Linked DNA regions of Homo sapiens: region 2 is linked to region 1. Evidence: read pairs that join two places in POLR2A ChIA-PET (ENCODE). Cell type or tissue: Caco-2. All regions are shown on one strand. Region 1 holds the start of OSBPL7 (oxysterol binding protein like 7). Region 2 overlaps SP2 (Sp2 transcription factor).

Evidence for each region. ChIA-PET counts read pairs that join two places held together with the same protein. Peaks named below come from ENCODE experiments on the same cell type or tissue, not always from the same donor. Only the 100,000 strongest peaks of a DNase experiment are listed, where the experiment ranks them.
Region 2: POLR2A ChIA-PET joins it to region 1 with 11 read pairs; 7 of 35 experiments call an interaction of 5 or more read pairs at or near these places.

What each region holds. Positions count from the first base shown.
Region 1 is chr17:47,818,190-47,826,189 of GRCh38, reverse strand. OSBPL7 (oxysterol binding protein like 7) reads left to right here and starts at 4,396. Exons shown (of 23, transcript NM_145798.3): 1 at 4,396-4,524; 2 at 5,825-5,986; 3 at 6,094-6,219; 4 at 6,408-6,461; 5 at 7,091-7,204; 6 at 7,574-7,684; 7 at 7,804-7,921. The coding sequence starts at 5,912. It overlaps MRPL10 (mitochondrial ribosomal protein L10), which reads left to right. Exons shown (of 5, transcript NM_145255.4): 5 at 1,732-2,918. The coding sequence ends at 1,985. RefSeq lists an enhancer at 3,938-4,107 and a silencer at 4,218-4,433. In Caco-2, no CTCF peak of the experiment used is centred here; DNase peaks (open chromatin) are centred at 4,369, 4,985, 6,009, 7,899 and 5 weaker places; H3K4me3 peaks cover 1,654 bases.
Region 2 is chr17:47,918,960-47,926,959 of GRCh38, reverse strand. SP2 (Sp2 transcription factor) reads right to left here. Exons shown (of 7, transcript NM_003110.6): 4 at 3,686-3,998; 5 at 1,867-2,041; 6 at 1,419-1,612. The region is part of intron 1 of SP2-AS1 (SP2 antisense RNA 1); the gene reads left to right. Among named protein-coding and RNA genes, the nearest start is that of SP2-AS1, 18 kb to the left of the region's middle. In Caco-2, no CTCF peak of the experiment used is centred here; no DNase peak of the experiment used is centred here.

The sequences.
Region 1 (8,000 bases):
GGGGGCGGGACAGGAATCTGATTTTTTTTTTTTTTTTTTTTTTGAGATGGAGTCTCACTCTATCACCTAGGCTGGAGTGCGGTGGCACAGTCTCAGCTCACTGCAACCTCTGTCTCCTGGGTTCAAGCAATTCTCCTGCCTCAGCCTCCTGAGTAGCTGGGATTACAGGCACCTGCCACCACGCCCAGCTAATTTTTTTTTTTTCGTATTTTTAGTAGAGATGGGGTTTCACCGTGTTGGCCAGGCTGGTCTTGAACTCCTGACCTCAGGTGATCCGCCACCTCAGCCTCCCAAAGTGCTGGGGTTACAGGCATGAGCCACCGCTCCTGGTGAATCTGTGATTTTAATACCCCCTCAACACTCCATGATATTTATTCAATTTTTTAATTGTAAAATACACACAAAATTTACCATCTTAACCATTTTAAATGTACAGTTCCGTGTTAAGTACATTCATAATGCTATGCAACATCACCACCATCCATCTCCAGAACGTTTTGTCTTCTAACAGTGAAACTCTACACCCATTAAACAATAGTTCCCCGTTACTTCCCTCCATTCCATGATTCAGGGTCTCACTCCCATTGCCCAGGCTGGAGTGCAGTGGTCCGGTCATGGCTCACAGCAGCCTGGACCTCCTTGGCTTAATCCATCCTCCCACCTTAACTTCCTAAGTAGCTGGGACTACAGGCGCATGCCACCATGTCCAGCTAATTTTTGTATTTTTTGTATTTGTATTCACCATGTTGCCCAGGCTTGTCTTGAACTGCTAGTTTCAAGCAATTATGCCACCTTGGCCTCCTGAAGTGTTGGGATTACAGGCGTTTTCCACTGCACCCAGCCTGATTCTTTGTTTTTTTGAGACGGAGTTTCGCAGTTGTTGCCCAGGCTGGAGTGCAATGGCGTGATCTCAGCTCACTGCAACCTCCGCCTCCCAGGTTTAAGCGATTCTCTTGCCTCAGCCTCCCAAGTAGCTGGGATTACAGGTGCTTGCCACCATGCCTGGCTAATTTTTGTATTTTTAGTAGAAACGGGGTTTCACCATGTTGGCCAGGTTGATCTCAAACTCCTGACCTCAGGTGATCCACCGACCTTGGTCTCCCAAAGTGCTGGGATTACAGGCTTGAGCCACCGTACCCAACCTCATCCTGATTCTTTTTTTTTTTTTTTTTTTTGAGACGAAGTTTTGCTCTTGTCACCCAGGCTGGAGTGCAATGGCACGATCTCAGCTTACTGTAACCTCTACCTCCCGGGTTCAAACGATTCTCCTGCCTCAGCCTCCCGAGTGGCTTGGATTACAGGCGCTCGCCACCATGCCTGGCTAATTTTTGTATTTTTAGTAGAGACGGGGTTTCTCCATGTTGGCCAGGCTGGTCTTGAACTCCTGACCTCAGGTGATCTGCCTGCCTCAGCCTCCCAAAGTGCTGGGATTACAGGCATGAGCCACCACACCTGGCTGCCTGATTCTTATTTACAAGGAAGTTTAGGAAACACTGACTTAATAGGGGTCAGGGCCAGGTGGATATATTAAGAGTTTTCTGAGGGAAGAGTGAAGAAGTAGGGATCGATCCCAAGCAGAGTGGGTGTGGTGTGGGGCACAGTGGAACCCAGGTCCTGGGGAAGGCAGGATTTTGAGAAGGGCAATGGAGAGCAAGTTACTAGGGTCAGAATATTGTTTTCAGAGAAGAAAGGCAATCTGCAAGGAGCCTAACTGACCCTGTGTTCTTCCAGGTGGCTGCATTGATGACACCATCCTCAGCAGGCAGGGCTTTATCAACTACTCCAAGCTCCCCAGCCTGCCCCTGGTGCAGGGGGAGCTTGTAGGAGGCCTCACCTGCCTCACAGCCCAGACCCACTCCCTGCTCCAGCACCAGCCCCTCCAGCTGACCACCCTGTTGGACCAGTACATCAGAGAGCAACGCGAGAAGGATTCTGTCATGTCGGCCAATGGGAAGCCAGATCCTGACACTGTTCCGGACTCGTAGCCAGCCTGTTTAGCCAGCCCTGCGCATAAATACACTCTGCGTTATTGGCTGTGCTCTCCTCAATGGGACATGTGGAAGAACTTGGGGTCGGGGAGTGTGTTTGTCACTTGGTTTTCACTAGTAATGATATTGTCAGGTATAGGGCCACTTGGAGATGCAGAGGATTCCATTTCAGATGTCAGTCACCGGCTTCGTCCTTAGTTTTCCCAACTTGGGACGTGATAGGAGCAAAGTCTCTCCATTCTCCAGGTCCAAGGCAGAGATCCTGAAAAGATAGGGCTATTGTCCCCTGCCTCCTTGGTCACTGCCTCTTGCTGCACGGGCTCCTGAGCCCACCCCCTTGGGGCACAACCTGCCACTGCCACAGTAGCTCAACCAAGCAGTTGTGCTGAGAATGGCACCTGGTGAGAGCCTGCTGTGTGCCAGGCTTTGTGCTGAGTGCTGTACATGTATTAGTTCCTTTACTGCTGACCACATTGTACCCATTTCACAGAGAAGGAGCAGAGAAATTAAGTGGCTTGCTCAAGGTCATGCAGTTAGTAAGTGGCAGAACAGGGACTTGAACCAAGCCCTCTGCTCTGAAGACCGCGTCCTGAATTTCTTCACTAGAGCTTCCTCATCAGGTTACCCAGAAGTGGGTCCCATCCACCATCCAGGTGTGCTTGGATGTTAGTTCTCCACCCTCGAGGTGTACGCTGTGAAAAGTTTGGGAGCACTGCTTTATAATAAAATGAAATATATTCTACTTCCTTTATTTTGTGGTTTACACGGTTGTCCTCCCTCTAAACTTACTCTCAGGGGCTTCTCTGTCATCTGACTTTCCTCACTCTTGCTTCCCTTCCTAGGAAAATCCTCTTCCCCTATACCTGTTCCCACAAATGGCATCCCGCGCATGCTTGCCCTATTAAAGGCAGCTGACAGCTGTACCCACTAGCTAACGTGTCTCTGGTGGTTCTGGACAAAAGGCCTGCGGGAAAACTAGGATTCTCTATTAATGGGGAATTCTGAGAGCTCTAGGGTAGGAGGCCTCATGCAAGTCTTCATGAACCAGAAATTCCTAATAAAGGAGACGGGATGCTTAACTCAGAGTCCACCATCATCCTTGACTGGAGCACATTCTGGGTGGATGCAGGGGTGACCCGGGGAAGGTGGCTGTTCAACATTCCTTCTCGGACTTGAAGCAATGCCACCGCTTCCTTAGTCTTGGACAGGCACTGTCTGGCAGGGATGACCTGCAGCAGCTCTTTTGTGGCCTGGGCCAGGACCAGCTTCCCCCAGTGCCTCATCCTGTGCTGTATGCCCAGGGATGTTCAATCACTGGGAAGTGGCTTAAAAGGCCCTTGAGGCTCCTGGATGCCAGAGCTTGTCTGGTCAGTGCTGCCCAGTGCTCCTGTCCCTCCCAGAACCCTGCCAGGTGCTAACAACACCCTCCTCCTGGGGTGGCTGGAGCAGCACTGAGGCTCTGAATAAAGGCAAGACAGTGGGTGTTCCCGAGAGATATGTGAGACCCTGAAACGTAAACCAAGCTCGGTGAGGATGAAGTGGAAGGGATAAGTGGCCCATGTCACTTTTGGGGTCAGAGAAGAAACTTGAATCACATCCTTCACCTGAGGCCCCACCTACTTCTTTCCAGAAAACTTAGCTGCGCTTGAAACTGTAGGTCTATGCCACATTCATTTGAATGAATTTTAGATCTTTGTTAAGAGCCGATTTTTCATTAGAATTGAGCAGCTGGGCACAGTACTCCAGCAGAAGGGTAAAGGGAAGGGAGGGGACCAGCATTGCAGCCCTTTTAACGGCAGCTGTGACTGCCCCAGGCCTGCTCCTGATCAGAGACTGCAGGCTGTGGGGTGTCTTCATACACACAAGCACTTTCAGATCTCCATGGGGCCTGACCTAGTGGGGCATCACCCCAGTGAAGGGCCTCAGTGTGGGGACTGCTGGCTGTCCCTTTCCTGGCTTGACTGCCCCTGCTGACTGTGCTCTTGGCACTCTCTTATGGTCCCAGAGGGGGCATCTGTCCCTCCACCATCAACCTGATACTTTTGCTGGCTCCAAATTTTGCAGTCTATTTTCAGATGTAAAATGAGAGGCGGGGGGCGGGGGTTAATTAGGAATTGGCCTTGGGTACTAACAGGGTCACTGCCATGCTAGTCTGAATAAATCCTTTATCACCACTGGCGTACAGCCAACAGTTCCCCAGTCCTCTGATCTATCTGGAACCATGCCCAGCAGGGACTGTGCCCCCACTCCCAAGCCACATCGATGCTAGGGCAGTCTGCTCAGCCCTGAGTCCTCCGGGGAGCAGGGGGGCAGAGCTGAGCGGCTGCCCGGAGCTTGGCGGGAGGAGGGGACAGGGGAGAGGGAGGTGGGGAGATCCGGCTAGAGGGGAGGCTCTGACATCTCCTTCCTTCCTGGTTCCTGCAGCAGCTGCTGCCACTGCTCAGCGCGGTGAGGAGGGAGCCGGTGACTCGGAGACGGTGACTCAGAGGCAGAGCGGCGCAAGGGCCAAGGAGTACTGGCGTCCATGGACCCTGGGGTAAGGGGGCTGCGTGGCAGCAGCTGACATTCCTGAGAAGAGCTTCCTCCCACCTGAAGCTGGTGGGTCTGCTCCTGAATAGAGGTGGAGAGGGGGCACCCACCTGGCTCACCTAGACCCTTCACCTGCCTACCGATAGAGCCTCCCCCTCTACCCACAAGCAGTGAGGGGCCAGGATCCCCACAGGGCCGGGAGAAGGGCCCAGAGATACCTGAACACCGGAAGAGTTTGAGAACTTTCAATGGCTGAATGCAGGAGTTTCCTCCCAGGTCAGCCTCTTGCAGCAAGGGTCCCTCTGCCCCAACCTCCTGGGCACCCGTTCCTGCCACATCCCTGTCCCCTCTGGGCCTCAGTTCCTCAGGTGCTTGCTAGCTCCATTAGAAGATCTGGGCTGCTTCCCCCACCTCAAACCAGCCTCGCCCCTCCAGTCCCCTCCCCCGTCTCACACATGCAGAGCCTCATGCATTATTGATCTCCCGGTGGAGCCAGGATGGCCAGGGCCAGTGCCAAGGGTGCCTGTGGGCACTGCTGCAGGACCTGTGCAGACCTGGGCATGTCCTGGGCCCCCTCTTCTCTCATGAAGTATCTCCTTTAGCCCAATGTCCTGCCCTCTCTGGGTGGGTGGCACTTCTCAGAGCCCCAAGGACTGTGAGGGTAGACAGGGGATGGTGAGGCTTTAGGGGGTACTGAGGGTCCAAAAAGGGCATCCTAGGGGCATGTTTGGTGGGAGGAGACATGGGAAAATGGGGGCTATCTCAGGCCTCAGTTTCTCCAAGCACTAGATAATATGGAGATTAATTGGTGGGAGGCTGGGGAGTTTTCTGCAAGATCATGGCAGAGAAGTCTCTGAGCTACGGTGGCAGGGTGGAGGGGTCCTGAAGGCAGAGGCAGCTGGATTGAGGAGGTCTCGCTTGTCCAGTCTCTGAACCCCTCTGTCTCTTCTTGGAGCCTCTTCTGTCACTCCCTTGCTTCACCTCTGAGCACTCCCAGGGAAGCCTCTAAAGAAAGCACTGAATGTTTCTTGGAGCCCCAGAGTATGTGCCCAAGGCGGGGCTGGGCATATGTCTTGTGGTTTTCCCTGGGCACCTGCCCGTCTGCTGTGTGCTAGTTCACTCTCAGGGCAGTGTCCATATCAGGTGAAAATGGGTGGGGTCGGGACAGAGGGGCAGACTTGGGAGAGGCTTGGCAGGTGAGCAGAGGGTATGTTGGGGAGCCCTTATCTCAGAGGGTGTGGGAGGGGCTGGAGGTGGGGAAGGTGATAGCAGAGTTTGCGTTAAGGGGGTCTTTCTCTTGCTTCAAGGACCCCGTCAGGAGCAGGTGACATCCTTCCCCTTCCACCCTGCTCCCTGCTCTACATCCCCAGCAGGGAGTGGCCTCTCCCTTCTCCATGGACTTCCAAGAGAGGGACCCGCCCTTCCTGCCTGAGAGCGCTCAGTCCTCAAAGCCCAGCAGTGCTCAGCAGGTCAGAGAGTGGGAAAGCGGTGGTGGGTGGGCCAAGCTGGAACCAGACAGGGAGGGGCCAAGGCGGACGTCTCACCAGTGCTCCCCTCCCTCTGTCCTGGACTGCAGGCCTCTGAGCTGTGGGAGGTGGTGGAGGAGCCTCGGGTCAGGCTGGGGACAGAGGGTGTCATGCCTGAGAGGCAGGAAGGTCACCTGCTCAAGAAGAGGAAGTGGCCTCTGAAGGGCTGGCACAAGGTAGGGTGGGCAGGCAAAGGGAGGGTCCAGACATGGGGGGCGGGGTGGGAATGGGGGGCAGCTGCTGGGCAGTCCAATGGTGTTTGCATGATGAGAAGGAAAAGAAAAGCTAATTTGTGTGGTTGCCTTCTCCCTCATGCCCTTCCTCTCGGCCTCCCGGGTCCTGTCACTCCTGGGCAACATCACAGAGATACTTTGTGCTCGAGGACGGGATCCTTCATTATGCAACAACCCGGCAAGACGTGAGCCCGGGCAGTGGCTTGGGGTTGTGGGAGGAGTCTGGCCCCAGTATGCCCTGGGCAGGCATGGGGTATCTGGAATCGACCAGAGCAGGGTCTGAATCCCAGGTCCACCACTTGCTGAATGTGTGATCTCGGGCAAGTTACATCCCTGGGCCATAGCTTCCTCACCTCTAATGGGAGAGCACCATCCCCCAGGTGCAGAGCTGTCATGGTAAGGGAGGTCATACGTACAAGGCTCTCTGGACAGGGCAGAATAAGTGCCCAAGAAATGGGGGCTTTACCACCCTCATCCTGGTCCCATTCTCAGGCTGGGAACAAGGAACTGAAGGCCTGGGTACCCAGGATCTCTCTGGGAGGGTGTTGCCTTCCACAACCCTGCAGACCCCTGAGGGTGGGAATAGTTTTTCTTGATCTGTGACTTCTTAGAGACCAAGATGTGACTTGACGTAGGGGAGCGTTCTGCACATGGGAGGATGATTGACAAGTCTCTACTGATAGTGTGACTTGGACATGAGGGTGAACCTGCCACCTGGCCCTTGAGCCTAGAATGGCATCAGGGAGATGGTGGCTCTATGGCTCTGAGAGCCTAAAACAGGTCCCCTCTCCCTCTACCAACACTTCACCCCCAGATCACCAAGGGGAAGCTCCATGGCTCCATCGATGTCCGGCTGTCGGTCATGTCCATCAACAAAAAGGCCCAGCGCATTGACCTTGACACTGAAGACAACATCTACCACCTCAAGGTGACATCCCTGGGAGGCAGGACGTGTGTTGGCCCCCAACCTGACAGAGGCATTGGAACACACAGGGGCAGGGGCTGAGGGTCTGTGGAACTCAGGGTCTGTCTCTGAGTTTGACAAAAAGTAAGTTTCCATCCTGTAAAAACAGCCAAGGGCAAACCTGCACTTCTTGGTTGTTGTATGGACAGGCACAGAGCTAAGGGCTCAGACACCTGGGCGCCTTGCGCTCTGTCTCCCTGCAAGTGAGCCTTGCACAAACCAGGCTCTGTAAGAAGAGACCCTGCTTGTCTGGGGACCAGAGCCCTGACTTCTTGCTCTTGGAAAGTGGTCCCTCTCTTCAGATAGCCCTCCCCCTCTCCATCACTTCTGCAGATCAAATCCCAGGACCTATTCCAGAGCTGGGTGGCGCAGCTGCGTGCCCACCGCCTAGCCCACCGCCTGGACATGCCCCGTGGCTCACTGCCCAGTACTGCTCACCGGAAGGTAAGGTGGACCCTGGGGTGGGGGCAGGTAATGTGGCAATTCAGGGGCAAGGGCTATGGAGAACTGTGAGACCCAGGGAGGTGGGCATCATCCTTCCTGACCCTGGGCTCACCCCACAGGTTCCTGGTGCCCAGCTTCCAACAGCAGCTACTGCCTCAGCCCTACCTGGGCTTGGACCGCGGGAGAAAGTGTCTTCCTGGCTGAGGGACAGTGATGGGCTGGACCGCTGCTCTCATGGTGAGGGGCCCTAGGCGCAGCACCTCCAAGGGTAGGCCCCAAGCTGGCAGGTCTAGGAGGGGAAAATGTTACCTCCATC
Region 2 (8,000 bases), 100 kb before region 1:
TTGGGGAGTAGGACCTGTCCCACCACACTGGCCAGGAGCCGGAGCTCTGGGTCACGCTTCCCTCAGCCCTCTAGCCCCAGGACAGGTGTCTGCTCACTGTGGGCATTCACTATAGCACTGTTTGCCAAAGTGTATGTGTGGACCACTGTGGATACCCAGGACAATTTCAGGTGGTAGATGTATAATCCTTTTTTTTTTTTAAGAGATGGGCTCCCGCTATATTGCCCTGGCTGGTCTCGAACTCCTAGGCTCAAGTGATCACCTGCCTCAGCCTCCCAAAGAGCTGGGATTACAGGTGTGAGCCACTGTGCCCAGCTTGGATCAATATTTTTAATAGTTTTGCATTGATTTGCTAGTACCTAAAACTATAACTGTGATATCTCACTTTGGGAGGCAGAAGAGGGAGGATCATCTGAGTCCAGGAGTTTGAGACCAGGCTGGGCAACACAGTAAGACCCTGTCTCTAAAAAAATTTTAAAATTAGCCAGGTGTGGTGGTGCATGCCTGTAGTCCCAGCTACTCAGGAGGTTGAGGTGGGAGAATCACTTGAGCCCAGGAGTTCAACACTACAGTGAGCCAAGATTGTGCCACTGCACTCTAGCCTGGGTGAAAGAGTGAGACCCTGTCTTAAAAAAAAAAAAAAACAAAAAGCCATGGCAGGGCCTGGGTGTGAACCTGGCCGCACCAGTCACTAGCTGTGTGACTGGGCCAGCTCTCCATGCCTCAGTAAAATGGGCATCAACAGGCCGGCGCAGTGGCTCACGCCTCTATTCCTAGCACTTTGGGAGGCCAAGGTGGGTGGATTACCTGAGGTCAGGGGTTCGAGACCAGCCTGGCCAACATGGTGAAACCCCGTCTCTACTAAAAATACAAAAATTAGCTGGGTGTGGTGGTGGGTGCCTGTAGTCCCAGCTACTTGAGAAGCTGAGGCAGGAGAATTGCTTGAACCCAAGGGGTGGAGGCTGCAGTGAGCTGAGATCGCACCACTTCACTCCAGCCTGGGCAAAAGAACGAAACTCCATCTCCAAAAAAAAAAAAAAAAAAAAAAAAAAAAGGCATAAACAAAGTATCTTCCCATAAAGTTCTTACCAGGATCAACTGAGGTAATCAGTAAAGTGCTTAGTACTGTGCTTGGCATACCATGTCAGTGTTTGTTAAATAACTATGCTGACATGGCAAAAGTTATCAGGTTGTGTCATGCAATGACAACTATTCCTTTCCCATTACTTGGGGAAACAACAGTGATAACAGAATGGCTTGAAAATAATTTCCTATGTCGTCCCTAGATAGTCTGTAGCTTTTGCTCAGTGTGGCAGTTCCAGGAGTGTCAATGTTGCTAAAGCCGGTAGAGTGGGGGTGGGAGGAGAGGCAGGAATTTGACCTCTGTGGGTGGAGGGTCCCGAAGGCAGGGGGCTGACCTGTGTGGGTGCGAGCATGCCGTTGGAGCTCGTCACTCCGTGTGAACCTCTTCCCACAGAAGAACCAGTTGCAGACAAAGGGCCGCTCGCCAGTGTGCAGGCGCACATGGGCACGCAGCAAGGACGTCTTACGGAACGTCTTGCCACAGTCGGGGATGTGGCACACGTGCTTCTTCTTGCCCTGCTCTCCAGACCTGAGAATTGGGGTGAGGGTGGAGTGGAGGGAATAGGAAGAGGAGAGAAAAGCGGTAGAGGATGGGGCAGGAACAGGATGCAGTGAGGATGTGGGGTCAGGTCAGAGAGCACAAGGAGGCAGGGGGCAAGGTGGCACAGAGCTGCCAGCTCTTCCTTGCCTGGTCTGTGCCAGCTTGCAGCTCTGGACAACTGTCCAGGAGGGGCTTGGGGAACACAGGCCAGCCTTGTGGCTTGGGCCTTCTCCTTGAATTACCTCTTCTCCCCATCCTTGCAGTTGGGACACGTGCAGGCCATGCGGCGCCGCTTCTCCCCGGGCTGGGTCTCTCCGGCCAGGGCTTGTTCCATTTGCAGCTGGATCTGGGTGGGGCTCAGCCCACTGATGGTCAGGTTGTTCCCAGAAACATTCTGCACTGTCAGCTGCTGCTGCCCTGTGGGGACAAAGAGGGGCAGAGTTCAGGGTGAGGAAGCCTGAAACCTCGAGTCAACCCTTCTGCCCTTCTGCACATGACAAAGATGATAATCACAGCAGCTATTTTTGAGAGCCTGCTGTATGTTGGATATCATTTTAAGGACCTTTGTACAGGGACTCATTTAATCTCCATGACCCTATAAAATAGGTACTATCATCAGCACTTTACAGATGAAGAAACTGAGGCTCAATAACATATCAAGATCACACAGCTAGTAAGTGGTAGAACCCAGATCTGAACCCAGGAAGCCCATTTCAAAGTCAGTGCCCTGAACCACTGTACTATGTAGGCAGAATTTGCTTTAGAATATTGCCAACATGATTTCAGCTGGGAAGGGTCTTAAGACATTTCTTCCTGAATCTCCTCCAACCTTAGGCCCCTGTGAGATACCAACTCTGCTTTTAGGAAAGTCTCCAGGGATTTCTGTTAAAAAGACAAGAGGTCACAGGCTAGGTACAGTGGCTCATAGCTGTAATCCCAGCACTCTGGCAGGCAGGACAATTGCTTGGGCCCAGGAGTTCAAGACCAGCCTGGGCATATAGGGAGACCCCCATCTCTACAAAAAACTAAAAAATTGGCCGGGCATGGTGCTACATGCCTGTAGTCCCAGCTACTCAGGAAGAAGAAGTAGGAGGACTGCTTGAGCCCAGGAGGCTGAGGCTGCATTGTCATGATCGTGCCACTGCACTTCAGCCTGGATGACAGAGCGAGGCCCTGAGGCCATGTCTTAAAAAAAAAAAAACCAAAAAACACAAAAGAGGACACAGTTCTATGGGCTTTGGGAAAAATCAGATCCTCTAGGATGCCTTATCCTCTTGGGGGTCACCTCAAGAGGGAAAAGCAAATGTGTTAAAGTGCTAAACATTCATTAAGGATGGGCTGGGCACGGTGGCTCACACCTGTAATCCCAGCATTTTGGGAGGCTGAGGCGGATGGATCACCAGGTCAGGAGTTCAAGACCAGCCTGGCCAAGACGGTGAAACCCCATCTCTACGAAAAATACAAAAATTAGTCGGGCGTGGTGGTGGGCGTCTATAATCCCAGCTACTCGGGAGGCTGAAGCAGAGATCGCACCACTGCACTCCAGCCTGGGCGACAGAGTGAGGCTCTGTCTCAAAAAAAAAATTCATTAAGGATGAAGAGAAATTCAGAGAGCTCCCCCTACATAAGGAGCCATTTTTGCTAGGTTGCTCCAATTTTTCCTTTGGTTATTTGCAAGGCTGGTTTCACAGCATAAATCTCACCACTGAACTGAAGTGCAGCACAAACTATTCTGACTGCCAGGGCTCCCTTCTTTTCTTCCAACCTTAACGCAAGGCTTTCTCCTTCAAGAAGCCGTCTTTGCGTTTGGATGTCAGTTGGAAAGTTTTCCGAGTACATCTATCTTCTCTGTCTTCAGCTGTCAGATGGGGACATGTGCCTTAAACTATCTCTGAGTGCTATTGTAAGGACTAGGTGAGAAGCTGCAGGTGGACGTACCCTTAAGCTATGATGGACAGCATCCTCACTATTGTTACTGGAAATCCCGGGGCCAGCCCATAGTTTCCACCTGCTAGGAGCAGGTACCACTGCCAACACCCTGGCCACAGGGGCCATCCTCACCGCCTGTGTTGGTGATGGTGACAGGCACGCCCTGGACCTGGACACCATTGATGTTGATGGTCTGCATTGCCTGGGCAGCTGCCGCCAACTGGGCTGCATTCAGGCTGATGATGCTCCCGGCTGGGGCAATCTTTGGCAGGGGACGCTCTTTTCGGAGAATTGCAGCTGAGTGCTTTTTGCTGGTCCCACTCAGATGGGGAGCACGGGATGCAGGGCTGCTACAGGTGGTGTTAGAGGTGGCTGCAGCTGTTGCTGGGGGGCTGTCCTGGACAAGGACTGTCTGCACCTCACCGGAAGGCGTGCGGATGTAGACCTGGGAGGGGCCAGAGAAAAAAAATCAGTGCCTGGAAGAGACTAGGTTCCTGGGGCCTTCAAATGTCCCTGCCCAAGTGAGAACTGGGGGCGCCTGTCCACTAAAAGTCTCTTCAATTCACCCAAACCTACATTTATACACAGCTAATGCTCGACAAATGGCTGCTGGCATCCTATACTAAGCTGGCGAATGTTGACTATTGATTTGAAACCAAACGTTGAATTTACTTAGCATGGAAAAAGTAATTGCCAAGAATCAGAATTGGAGATTTAGAAGGCAGTGCACTGTGAATGACCATCAAACAAATGACACAGGTTCACTTTAGTTTTTAAGAGCCACATTTTAGAGCCCAGGAATTCCAGGTTTTCATAAGCTATGATTCCTCTACTGCACTTAGCCTGGGTGACAGAGCAATACGCTGTCTCAAAAAAAAAAAAGTTTCTGGTCTTTGTTATCAGAAAAAAAAAAAAGAGCCACATATTAATGAAAAACAACTTTTCTCCAATTCAGATTGACAAACATGGAAAATAAAATATGCTCATTGTTGGTGAGACAGCAGGAAACAGACACTTGTATATTAGGAGTGGAAGTATGATGTGGGCTAAACTTGCTGGAAGGAAATTTGGGGATATGTATCAAAAACCTTAAAAATACGCAAATTAGAGGCTGAGCAGGACAAGGAGGGCATTTGTAGCGGGGAGGAGGGTGTCCGTGGTGGGTAGGGAATGGCGGTGGCAGGCTGAGGAGGGTGTCTCTATGGGAGAGCTAATGGCTGTGGGAGACTGGCTGCATACCGAGGACTTATCCAGAAAGGAAGCATGTTAAGGATAATAGGAGTGAGGGCTCTCACTGTCACAGAAGGGAGTTATGGAAAGGGAGAAGGCTAGACGGAACACTGTGGTGCTAGATGGGAATTAGAGACATTGGTGGAAACTCATGGGTTTCAATATATATAGACAGAGAAATATAGATTCAAATGTGTGTATATGTGTATGTGTATACATGTGTGTGTGTCCTTATATAAGTTTATCTACATCTATCTACGTAGACATTGCATAGGTATGTCTATTTATATATACTTCCTAGCTGTGTCCATTGAGAAGGGCTGGGACCAGCCATGCCCAGTAGCAATGAGCTTACCTAGCACCCAGGCCTTAGCTTGTAACTCACATGCTCCACTAAAAGGAACCCAGGCTCCTTGGAGAAATAGCTGATTCCAGGGTTGGGGCAGGGAAGGTACAAGGAAAGCTTGGAACACTTGCACCAGAAAGTAAAGAAATGCTTACAGAATGGTGGGGACTTGAAAAGATACAAGCCAGCTTAAAGGGGCACCCACTGGCCAAATCTAGGTCAATGAAAACATCAAAATAATCTTAACAGATTATAACCCAGTGAATAAAACAGGAATCTGGCTGGGTGCAGTAGTTCACGCCTGTAATCCCAGCACTTTGGGAGGCCAAGGCAGGCGGATCACTTGAGATCAGTGGTTCAATACCAGCTTGGTCAACTTGGTGAAACCCCGTCTCTACTGAAAATACAAAAAAAATTAGCCGGGAGGGATGGCGCACGCCTGTAATCCCAGCTACTGGGGAGGCTGAGGCAGGAGAACTGCTTGAACCTGGGAGGTGGAGGTTGCAGTGAGTCGAGATTGTGCCACTGCACTCCAGCCTGGGTGACAGAGCGAGACTCCATCTCAAAAAAACAAAAAAGCAGCAATCCGTGAGTCCATAATGACATAAATAAATAAATGGGGGAGGAAGACAATGACAGAATTAAAAAGAGGCAATCACATCCTTCAATGAGAGGAACCAGGAATCTGAGAAGAAATGGTTGACCCTAAGGCTGAGGTTGGGAAAATATAAGGAATGAAGTTCAGACACATGCTACAACAGGATGAACCTTGAAACATGCTAAGTGAAGGAAGCCAGTCACCAGACACATGCTACAACATGGATGAACCTTGAAAACATTACAAATAGACCAGTAGTTGTCAGGGGCTGCAGAGAGGAGGAAATAAATGGGGAGTGATGGCTAAAGGGTAGAGAGTTTCTTTTTGGGGTGATGAAAATGTTCTAAAATTATATAGAGGTAATGGCTGCACAACTCTGTGAATATACTAAAAATCACTGAATTGTATACTTTAAAAGGGTAAGTTTCATAGTATGTGAATGTTTCAGTAAAGCTGATTTTATAAAAAAAAAGAATGAGAGCCTGTCAGAGGGATATAAGAGCCAACCTGAAGGCTGGGTGTGGTGGCTCGAGCCTGTAATCCCAGCACTTTGGGAGGCCGAGGCGGGTGGATCATAAGGTCAGAAGTTCGAGACCAGCCTGGCCAAGATGGTAAAACCCCGTCTCTACTAAAAAAATACAAAAATTGGCCGGGTGCGGTGGCTCATGCCTGTAATCCCAGCACTTTGGGAGGCTGAGGCGGGCGGATCACAGAGTCAGGAGATCGAGACTACCCTGGCTAACATGGTGAAACCCCATCTCTACTAAAAATACAAAAAATCAGCTGGGCATGGTGGCGCTCGCCTGTAGTCTCAGCTAGTTGGGAGGCTGAGGCAGAATTGCTTGAACCCGGGAGGCAGAGGTTGCAGTGAGCCGAGATGGCGCCACTGCACTCCAGCCTGGGTGACAGAGTGAGACTTCGTCTCCAAAAAAAAAAAAAAAATTCAAAAATTAGCAGGGCGCAGAGGCGGGTATCTGTAATCCCAGCTATTCGGGAGGCTGAGGCAGGAGAATCGCTTGAACCCGGGAGGCGGAGGTTGCAGAGAGCCGACCTGAAAAGAGCTGCCAATGGCCAAAGAGAAAAAAAGAGCCGACCTGAAAGAGCTGCCAATGGCCAAAGTTGACCTTTAGCCTTCAAAAGTGTCAAGGTCATGATGGTCAAGTAAAGAATGAGGAAGTCATCCTGGCCAACACGGTGAAACCCTGTCTCTACTAAAAATACAAAAAAAATTAGCCGGGCGTGGTGGCACGCGCCTGTAATCCCAGCAACTTGGGAGGCTGAAACAGGAGAATCGCTTGAACCCAGGAGTTGGAGGTTGCAGTGAGCCAAGATTGCCACTGCACTCCAGCCTGGTGACAGAACGAGACCCTGTCTCAAAAAAACAGAAAAAAAAAAAAAAAAAAAAAAGGAATGACAAAGTGTTTCAGATCAAAAGAGACTAAGGAGACAACTAAACGTAATGTGTAATATTGGATCAGATCCTTTTGCCACAAAGGAATTAGTGGGGCAAGTGGTGAAAACACAGTGGGGTCTTGGAATTAGCAGTGTGTTTCACTGCTAATTTCCTGGGTTTGACGATTGTATTGTGGTAATGTAGAATGTTCTTGTGTGTAGGAATTAAAGCGTTCAGAAATGACAAGGGGGATCATGGTGGCAATTTACACTCAAATGAGTCAAAAGGAAAAAAGTTCTTTGTAAAAAAAAAATCCTGTTGTGATTTTGATTTGGGTAATTTTTAATTCCTGGATTATTTATGACTGTGCTTCTTCTCACTTAAAAGCTAACAAACATCTCATCTCTTTAAAAAAAATTTTTTTTTTTTAAATAGAGACAGGGTCTCTGTCACCCAGGCTAAAATGCAGTAGAATGATCATAGTTCACTGCAATCTCGAACTCATGGGTTCAAGTGATCCTCCCACCTCAGCCTCCTGAATAGCTGGGACTACAGGTGTGTAGCACCATGCCTCACTAATTTTTAATTTTTTTGTAGAGATGGGGTCTTGCTATCTTGCCCAGGCTGGTCTTGAATTCCTGGGCTCAAGCAATCTCTAGCCTCAGCCTCCCAAAGTGCTGGGATTACAGGCATAAACTACCTCACCTGGCCCATTTCTTAGTAAATATGCAAATCTCATTCCCAGTTTTCTGATATGTGCCCCTTTTTCAAATCACTGATATTTTATGTCTGATTTTGTGTGTGTGTGTGTATGCGTGCATGCATGTGTGTGTGTGTATTTGCATCTGAAGGTTCAGCAAGCTTTTTTTATAAAGGGCCG